Linked DNA regions of Homo sapiens: regions 1 and 3 are each linked to region 2. Evidence: chromatin contacts called from ENCODE Hi-C or POLR2A ChIA-PET data. All regions are on one chromosome and are shown on one strand. Each heading gives the region's core, a stretch centred on a gene start or an enhancer-like site at or near the end of the contact. The rest is flanking DNA. Distances are from core to core; before and after follow the strand shown. Region 1 overlaps NFAM1 (NFAT activating protein with ITAM motif 1). Region 2 holds the start of CENPM (centromere protein M). Region 3 holds the start of PHF5A (PHD finger protein 5A).

Evidence for each region. A loop is a pair of places that touch in the nucleus more often than their neighbours do. ChIA-PET counts read pairs that join two places held with the same protein, here RNA polymerase II (POLR2A). Pooled maps may share reads with other maps.
Region 1: a loop to region 2 is called in a pooled map, with 2.2 times the contacts of the local background. The contact joins the enhancer-like site here to the promoter of CENPM in region 2. A Hi-C loop is called at or near these places in 1 of 50 pooled maps. POLR2A ChIA-PET finds 5 or more read pairs at or near these places in 3 of 52 experiments (GM12878, activated CD4-positive, alpha-beta T cell and activated T-cell).
Region 3: a map of CD4-positive, alpha-beta memory T cell shows a loop between it and region 2 (9-fold over the local background). The contact joins the promoter of PHF5A here to the promoter of CENPM in region 2. A Hi-C loop is called at or near these places in 1 of 168 maps with a recorded cell type or tissue (CD4-positive, alpha-beta memory T cell), 1 of 37 single-sample maps with no recorded cell type and 8 of 50 pooled maps. POLR2A ChIA-PET finds 5 or more read pairs at or near these places in 2 of 52 experiments (CD4-positive, alpha-beta memory T cell and PC-9).

The regions. Positions count from the first base shown.
Region 1 is chr22:42,417,555-42,420,281 of GRCh38, reverse strand. All of the region lies in intron 1 of NFAM1 (NFAT activating protein with ITAM motif 1), which reads left to right. Among named protein-coding and RNA genes, the nearest start is that of NFAM1, 13 kb to the left of the region's middle. RefSeq lists an enhancer at 780-899. Within about 2 kb of position 1,259, at least 5 of the 41 ENCODE cell types and tissues checked have a DNase peak (open chromatin) inside an H3K27ac peak, as active enhancers do; they include GM12878, where a contact is called at or near this core.
Region 2 is chr22:41,945,577-41,948,443 of GRCh38, reverse strand. It overlaps CENPM (centromere protein M), which reads left to right and starts at 1,292. Exons shown (of 6, transcript NM_024053.5): 1 at 1,292-1,424; 2 at 1,948-2,027; 3 at 2,439-2,531. The coding sequence starts at 1,368. It also overlaps a transcript of SMIM45 not described here. RefSeq lists an enhancer at 1,279-1,488.
Region 3 is chr22:41,467,246-41,470,240 of GRCh38, reverse strand. PHF5A (PHD finger protein 5A) reads left to right here and starts at 1,549. Exons shown (of 4, transcript NM_032758.4): 1 at 1,549-1,639; 2 at 2,094-2,117; 3 at 2,627-2,793. The coding sequence starts at 1,588. ACO2 (aconitase 2) reads right to left here and starts at 1,124. Exons shown (of 18, transcript NM_001098.3): 1 at 1,059-1,124. The coding sequence starts at 1,094. RefSeq lists enhancers at 457-1,018, 1,019-1,580, 1,150-1,819.

The sequences.
Region 1 (2,727 bases), core at 10-2,509, 470 kb before region 2:
CAGGCTGATCTTAAAGTCCTGAGCTCAAGAAATCACCCAAGTTCAGGAGTTCGAGACTAGCCTGGCCAACATGGTGAAACCCCACCTCTACTAAAAATACAAAATTAGCCAGGCGAGGTGGCGCATGCCTGTAATCCTAGCAACTTGGGAAGCTGAGGCAGGAGAATTGCTTGAACCGGGGAGGTGGAGGTTGTAGTGAGCCGAGATCGTGCCATTTCACTCGAGCCTGGGTACAAGAGCAAAATTCTGCCTCAGAAAAAAAAAAAAAAAAAAAAAAAAAAAAAAAAAAAACCAAGAGTGGGATTACAGACTCAAAGGGACCCAGCTTAAAATCCCATGTCTACCACTGCAATTTGGGCAAACCTCTTGCCTTCTCTGAGCCTCAGTTTTGTCATCTGCAAAAGGTGAAACCAAACCCAGGGGACATTGGCTCTTCTGATCACATGGCTTAACAGTGACGCCTGAGAGTCTGTGCTGTGCGGGGCAGCCAGACACCCAGGAGTGGCTCAGGGAGGAAGTGAGCATGTCCTGGAGACAGAGGGGGACCCCAAAGCCCAGGAGAGGAAGGAATGGGTAGGACATTCCGCACAGCCGGAACAGCACGGGCGAAGGCGCCGGAGTGTGGCAGGCTGACGTCTACGCAGGAGTGGGCGAGTGAGGGCCAGAGAGCAGCTGAGCGGGGCTGTGCAGGTCCTGGGAGGCAAGAACTGGATCCTCCAAGCCAGGGACTTTCCATTTTTCTTAGCAGTGGCCCAAAGTTAAGAGATGCATGTTTTAGCGTGACCCTGTCTGAACCCAATTGTATGAATATAACTGAAACTAGAAGGTCGCAAACAGTGCCCTTACTACGCATGAAATGCTTCATGTTCTATTTTTTTTAATTGCTTGTCTTGACCCCGTAAATTGATTTCAGACTCCTTCCTGGGTCTCCTCCAGCAGGGAGCCCCTGCCGGTTCAGGCAGGGCAGGAGCAGGATGAGTTTGTGGATCGCTGGGGACTCAGAGCCACAGAGACAGCCCTGGTTGGGCAGGAGAGGGGACTGGATGGGAGCTGTTGAGTTGGAGGGATGGGGGCGTTGTGCAGGTGGTGGGCAGGTCTGATCCTGAACATCAGTGATCCACAGGAAAGCTGCCAGGTGGGCACACAAACACGTGGGGGCACACCCCGCCAGGGACTCACTCGGCATGTGGTCCCCGCGCCAGGTGTGGGAGGATAGCAACTCCGCCCAGCTCTCAAACTCCAAGTTCAAGCAGCCACAGATTCATAAGAAGAACCGGAAAAGGAAGGACTCAGGCACCCGTGGGCGGTTGACAAACTCTTTCCCAACAAGGGTGGGAGAAGAGCAGCTGGAGGCTGAAGGCAGAGGGCTGTTCATGCCCCCAGCCCTGCACACACCACACCCCTGAGGGGCCTTCAGCCAGGCCAGGCCAGCGCCCGGGACAGGGACAGTGCCCAAGTCTGGGTCAGGGAAAGACCCCTGGGGGTCCTTCTGTGCCTGGACCATCAGGGCCTATGTGCCCTGCACTGAGGGCATGTCATTTAACCCGGCAGAAGGGTATAGGGCTGGCATTTGCCTTTTAAAAAAAAAAAAAACAGAGATAGCTCTTGTCACCCAGGCTGGAGTGTAGCAGTGCGATCTCGGCTCACTGCAATCTCCGCCTCCTGGGTTCAAGCGATTCTCTTGCCTTACCCTCCCAAGTATCTGAGACTATAGGCTTGTGCCACTACACCCAGATACTTTTTTGTATTTTTAGTATAGAAGGGGTTTCACCATGTTGGCCAGGCTGGTCTTGAACTTCTGACCTCATGTGATCTGCCTGCCTCGGCCTCCCAAAGTGCTGGGGTTAATAGGCATGAGCCACCACACCCAGCTGGGATTTGCCTTTGTAGATCCCCAAGGAGGACTCCCTGTCTCATTCTTGTCCCTGGGGAAAGGCAGCCTGGCCCGTGGCAAGTAGCTGGGTTCCAGGTCCCAATTAATCCCACCACAACCCCTTAAGGCTGGCATTGTTGCTCCCCCTGTGTTGTGGGGAGACACTGAGGTCAGAGAAGTAAAGCCAGCTGCCCAAGTTGCACAGCCTTGAAGTGGCAGAGCCAGGAGCCGCATCCAGGCCTGTTGCCTCCAGAACCTGGGCTTTTCCCAAACGCCCCCGCTCATCGCCCCTATTTCTGGCCAGGCCCAAGGCTTCCTCACAGTGTGGGAGGGACTTCCCTGGAGCTGCAGAGAAGTGAGGGATGGAGGGTGTGTCACCCCCCAAAACACAGTCTCCTGTAAAGCAGGGTGGGCAGACTAAGCAGGGATCCACGGCGCTGCCCAGATGAGATGTCTGCGCTTGCAGTTCTGTGGGGGTGGGGAGGCACAGGAGAGGAGTTGAAGACTCAAAACAAACAGCCAAGCCCGGGGACGGGGCGGGGGCCCTCCCAGACACCGTGTGGCAACCCTGCCTCTGATGGCCCTGCTGCCCTCCTGCTCCACCCCTCCTCCCCCATGGTCCTCACTATGGGTGCCCTCTCCCCTCTCCCTGCACCATCCTATCCACATTCAGCAGGTTCAAGAAGCTCCTGTTCAGAAAACTCCCCCTGGGCCAAACTCCCTGCCCCTGCAGCAGGGCAGGCCAGGCAGGAGAGTTCAGGTCCTCACCAGCCCCTCCTCACTCTCTGCCCCAACTCTGCCCTCCCTGAGCCTCAGGGGTGCTCCTTGCAGCCACCTCCAGGCCCCGCTCTCCA
Region 2 (2,867 bases), core at 43-2,542:
TCTCTGCTCTCCCAGTTATTACAACAATGAACACACTGTTATCATTGTCTATCCCACCCCCATCAAACTAAGTTAATCAATAATGTCTGATTCAACTGACTTCCTAGGGTAGGGCATTGGGTCTGGGCATAGGAAATGATGAATGAATGACTGCTGAGAATGAATGGATGAATGTAATCCATCCATTCACTCAACAAATATTTATTAACTACGATGTACCAGGGACTTTTAGAGTGCTGGACATACAAAGTGACAAAGTCTCTAACCTCTTGTTTCTTACATTTTAGATGTAGAGACAGTGAACAAGTTATTATATAACTGTTGGCAGAACCAGTTTGCTATGGGCCCTGAGCGTCCCTGCATGTTCTTGCTGGGTATGTCAAGAAAGCAAGACCCTGACAGCTCTGTACTCAGGCTGTGTTTGCAGCAAGGAACCTTGAAAGATGAGGTAAAGTCTCCCATTGGACAAAGAACAGCATGCTTACCACTCACTGTAAAAGCAGTCAATTGGCAGGGCCTGCTGGTGTGCAGCGGTAGTCCCAGCTACTCAGGAGGCTGAAGCAGGAGGGCTGCTTGAGGCCAGGAGTTTACGACCCACCTGGGCAACATGGCCAGATCCCCATGGTGGCACTTGCCTGTAGTTCCAGCTACTCAGGAGGCTAAGCCAGGAAGATGACTTGAGCCCAGGAGTTTGAAGCTGTAGTGAGCTATGATCGTGTCACTATAGTCCAGCCTGGGCAACAAAGTGACGCTCCAAAAAAAAAAAAAAAAAAAGGGCCAGGCACGGTGGCTCACGTCTGTAATCTCAGCACTCACTTTGGGAGGCCGAGGCGGGATCACTTGAGGCCAGGAGTTTGAGACCGGCCTGGGCAACTTGGAGAAACCCCGTCTCTACTAAAAATAAAAAAATAAGTCGGGCGTGGTGACGCGCGCCCGTAGTCCCAGCTCCTTGGGAGGCTGAGGCAGGAGAATCGCTTAAACTCGGGAGGCAGAAGTTGCAGTGAGCCGAGATTGCGCGCATTGCACTCCAGCCTGGGCCACAAAGCGAGACTCTGTCTCAAAAAAAAAAAAAAAAAGTACTGTGTATGAGCATGAATGAATGAAAGTGAACAAAGGAATCACTAAAAACCTGCTTACTGTGGAGCGTGGAACCAAAGGCCTGTCCACCACGTGTTCCACGGGTAGCGCTGGAACGCCCCTCAGAAAAGGAGATAAAGGTTCGGTTCCTTTAAGAGGCCCCGTCCCGTCCCGCGAAGCCCCGCCTATAAGGAGGCACGTGCCCCCAGGCCGCGCTCTAGGGGCTGGACTCAGGGCGGTTTGAAAGATCGGCGCGCACCGCAGGAGCAACGGTTGGTCCTGCGGCTGTGATGTCGGTGTTGAGGCCCCTGGACAAGCTGCCCGGCCTGAACACGGCCACCATCTTGGTAGGTGCAGGCGGCCCTGCTTCCCCCGCCGGTTTTTCCTCCTGGGCGGTGCTTCAGCCACTAGGTCAACTGAGCTCTCTGAGGCGCCAAGCCAGCGCGCGCTACCGTGGCGGGGGCGGGGAATAGGCGGAGAGCCATGCTCTGAACCAATTGGAGTAGCCGCTCTCTGAGGTTGAGGGACGCACCCACCAATAGGTGCTCGGCGGACCCTTTCCCAGCTTCTGATTGGCGAGTTCCCGCGCCTGGAATTGGTTTTCCCGCGTCTGGGGGTCTGGCCTCCTGGAGAGGCCGGCGGTGGGAGCGAGGGTCGGGTAGTAGAGAGTGCGGTGCCCACAGGCCTGCAGCGGGTCCAAACCTCAGGCCCCCAGCCCGTGCCGCTTCGCGGGGTCCACTTCTCGGGAAATGTCCTCCGAGCCGCCTGCTGGCGGTGTCCCGATCCCCCCGGGAGTGGGTCGAAGGGCCAGGCCCTCCCCAGGGGGTGCTGTGCCTAGGGCTCGACTGTCCGCTCTCTCTCCCTGCGCAGCTGGTGGGCACGGAGGATGCTCTTCTGCAGCAGCTGGCGGACTCGATGCTCAAAGAGGACTGCGCCTCCGAGCTGAAGGTGTAAGTAGCCGCGGCTGTGGCCTGGGCCCACGTGTCTCTCACTCCAGAGGGATTCGGTCCTAGCTGCTAAACTCCGAAGCCCAGCGCCCCCTCCTCTGAGGCTGGTCCTTCTCCCAGCATGCAGCGTAGCTGGCTAGTCCCATGCCGTCTTATATCCCAACCTCCCCTTGCCGAGGTGGTGACTAAACAGAGCCCGTTTCTGGCAGAGGGAATCAGACAGGAGTAATCTGAATAGGACCGGACCTGTCCTGCCTCTGTGCTGGCCCAAGGAGTCGTGGCCACAAGAGCCTCGGGTGGCTAGGATGAGGTGGGGAGCCCTTGACGGCCTCTTTCCACATGAAGGGCAGCATTTAAACGGTCGCTATGAGGGGGGTACGGATATCTTGAGTCCTGCAATTTCCTGTTTTTCAGCCACTTGGCAAAGTCCCTCCCTTTGCCCTCCAGTGTGAATCGGCCCCGAATTGACCTGATCGTGTTTGTGGTTAATCTTCACAGCAAATACAGGTGAGAGCCAGAGGAAGGGGCAGTCAGGGCTCAGGCAGGCCTGGCTCAGGACTGTGCTGAGACGGTGACCTAACTTGTGATGGGAAGTGGTGAGGATGGGAGAGGCTGGCTGAGGTCAATCTGTAAGGTGAGGAGAGAGGAGCCAGTGGTCAGTGCACAATGTTTAAAATACACAACGGCCGGGCACAATGGCTCACACCTGTAATCCCAGCACTTTGGGAGGCCAAGGTGGGCAGATTGCCCGAGACCAGCCTGGGCAACATGGTGAAACCCCGTCTCTACTAAAATACAAAAATTAGCCAGGCGTGGTGGCATGTACCTGTAGTCCCAGCTACT
Region 3 (2,995 bases), core at 300-2,799, 480 kb after region 2:
GAGAATGTCTACAGATGCTTGCTTGATTTTTATTAACAAAGTACACATTTGACATTGAACCTCTGAGTATAACACCTTCCCAGGGCTGTCAAGTTAGAAGTGAAAAAATCATCTGGCAGTCAGTCAGCTTTCTAGATAGCTCCTAACAGGGGAGTCAAGGTCAAACTGGAGTCTCCTTATCCTCCCATATTTGACAAGCAACTTATTGTGAGGCTCAAAATATTCGTACTGCATTCTGACAAACAGAAATAATTGCACCGTGGTTCATAAAGTTCTGTGAGGGCAGGCTGACATAAACAAGAACTGAGTGGTGGTAGGGCCCATGCTTCTGCCACAGCACTTCGGTGACACTCTTGAGAATCAGAACTTTCACCTACTTTCTACCAGCTTTATCATCTATCAAATGAGAAAAACCACCTCATTCCTACGATTACAGGAATCAAATAATATTATGAAGAATTAAAACAGGCCTCAAATCTTGTGCAAAGGTGAGAGACTATTATTATATTATTTACTACGTATGGGCCCAGAAGACCGCCCCCCTCCCCGACATTCCACGTTCCGCAGGGTCCTCAAAAGGTGGTACAGGGTCCTAGTTTCTTCTCCAGACTCCAGGCCTGGCAACCGTAGATGCTGTCATGCCTCTGTTGCTAAGAGATGGGAAGTGAGGCCTCAGGAACTGGGCCTAGAAGACTCAACAACGACCGCGCCCCCTAGTCACCTTGTCCTCACCTTGAGGAATGGAAACACACCCCACGGGAGCAGGCAATGCTGTCCTCAAAAAGAAGAAAGAGGTGCCTCCGCTCTTCACCCGGCCGCCGCTGCTTGGGCCCACGCTTCTTGCGAGGCAGGGACAGGGCCAGGAAAGCTGACTGTGCCGGGGACGCCTTGACCTAGGGCACCAGAGAAGCGGGCACGGGTGCCGGGCCCACAACCGGGACAGGTACACGAGAAGTTGGCCCCAGGTTGGGCCCGCCTCGCCCTGCCTCGCCCACAGCCGCCGGCACAGTAGGAGGCACCCCGCCCCCGTGAACCCAGAGGTCCCTGAGCTCGCTCACCTGCAGCCGAGTCACCAGTAGGCTGTAGGGCGCCATTTTGTGCACTGACAAAGATGAGGTCGCATTAAAGTGACGTCCCACACGGCGCCTTTAAAGCCTTTGGGCAGGGGCGTGCCCGGAAGAGTGGGGCGTCACGGTGAAGGCGAGGCCTCCCTAGAGGCGCCAGAACCCTGTGAACGCAATGGGCGGAGCTCACGTGCAACGAACAGACACGCAAGAGGAAATCGGACTGCCCAAAGACACTTGCAGAAATAGATACCAAGCACAAAGATGTTTTACCCAAGAACAAATTTTAGTTATCTCCGCCATCCAAATCTGGGAGAGTTTTTAAGAGTTTCATGCACCTGCCAGGACCTGGCCGCCCAGCAGCGACAAAAACTCGCGCGAGAGCAAGACGGGCCTGGTGCAAGGATTGTAAACTGACGGAAGCTTAGAGAACCAATCACAGCGACGTGGAGGCAGGAACAATGGGGGTTAAAGGTCGGACGGAAGTTCCCGAAGCTTCCGGTGGCCGGCTTAGTTAGGAGCTATGGCTAAACATCATCCTGATTTGATCTTTTGCCGCAAGCAGGCTGGTGTTGGTGAGACTGCGCCCTACCCCTGGCTGTCTGGGCAGGGGTGGTATTAGGAGCTGGGGGGTCGGGGGTTCCCGTCTCTTCCTTAGGGGCTTGCCTCGCAGGCGCCACGTTTCCCGCCTCTCAGGCGCGGGGTGTTGTAGGAGCGCGCAGGTTTGTGGCCTCTGATGAGAAGAGGGCGGGGGTGCGCGTGCTGGGAGCCCCAGGCAGGTATCGGGGGGTGGGGTCTGAACCAGGTCCAGAGAAACTCTGAGCTTGCCCAGGGCGTTGGAGGAGATTCAGGAGGGTGCTTGGATGTAGGTTTGGTTCATATGGAAATTTGTAATGATAAAATGGCTATCCGCAGGTCTCACTCACTGCAGTCCTTACTCATGTCCCTACCCCCAGCTCGAGGATGTACTTCTCCTCTTTCTCAAAACCTTTATTCTAATTGTACTTTTTACCATCTTTCATCTTGCAGCCATCGGAAGACTGTGTGAAAAATGTGAGTGGAACACACCGTCCCAACAACCCACCCTTCCCACTCCCAGTTTTCTGTGGAACCAGCAAAAGTGCCACAAAGAGGGCTTTGAGTAGATGTGCCTGGAAGTATGTGAACACTGAATGCTGCACTTTAGCCAAAGGCCCCTCTAACTCCCCACTGCCGCTTGCACATTTAACGCTGTATCTCTCTAGTTTTCAACGGGAAGAATCGCCAGAGTAGCATGACCCCTCCCCAACACACAGCACTTTGCCAGCAATTATACAGGCTTATCATCTCCGAGGTGCTTTTCTAAGCTCTTCACATATGTTAATTGGTAAACTTTTGTATGTGTTGAGGGGCTTGAGATGGACACTGGGGAAACCAAGTTTTGTGATGCCAAGAGGAGGGCCCTAAAGTCACTGTCAAAAGGAGACTAGTGTATTTCCCAGGAGACTAGTATATTTCCCCATGGCAGGAGATAGCAGAGGACTGAAGAACTTGTGAGCATGACTCCATTCTCTTCCTTACAGGTGATGGCAAGTGTGTGATTTGTGACTCCTATGTGCGTCCCTGCACTCTGGTGCGCATATGTGATGAGTGTAACTATGGATCTTACCAGGGGCGCTGTGTGATCTGTGGAGGACCTGGGGTCTCTGATGCCTATTATTGTAAGGAGTGCACCATCCAGGAGAAGGACGTAAGTGTACAGCTTTCCATCTGACCTTTCCTCCTTTTGTTTAGTAACACTTTGCCATCCACTGCAATCTCCTATGGTCTATGGAGATTACTGTGTTCATCTAGTCATCTAGGTTATAATTTCTTCAAGTTCTGTGAGTCAAACTGGGTGTAGTCCAATAAAAGGCAGTTATTTTGCATCAAGGGGAAGAATGCAAGGGAAG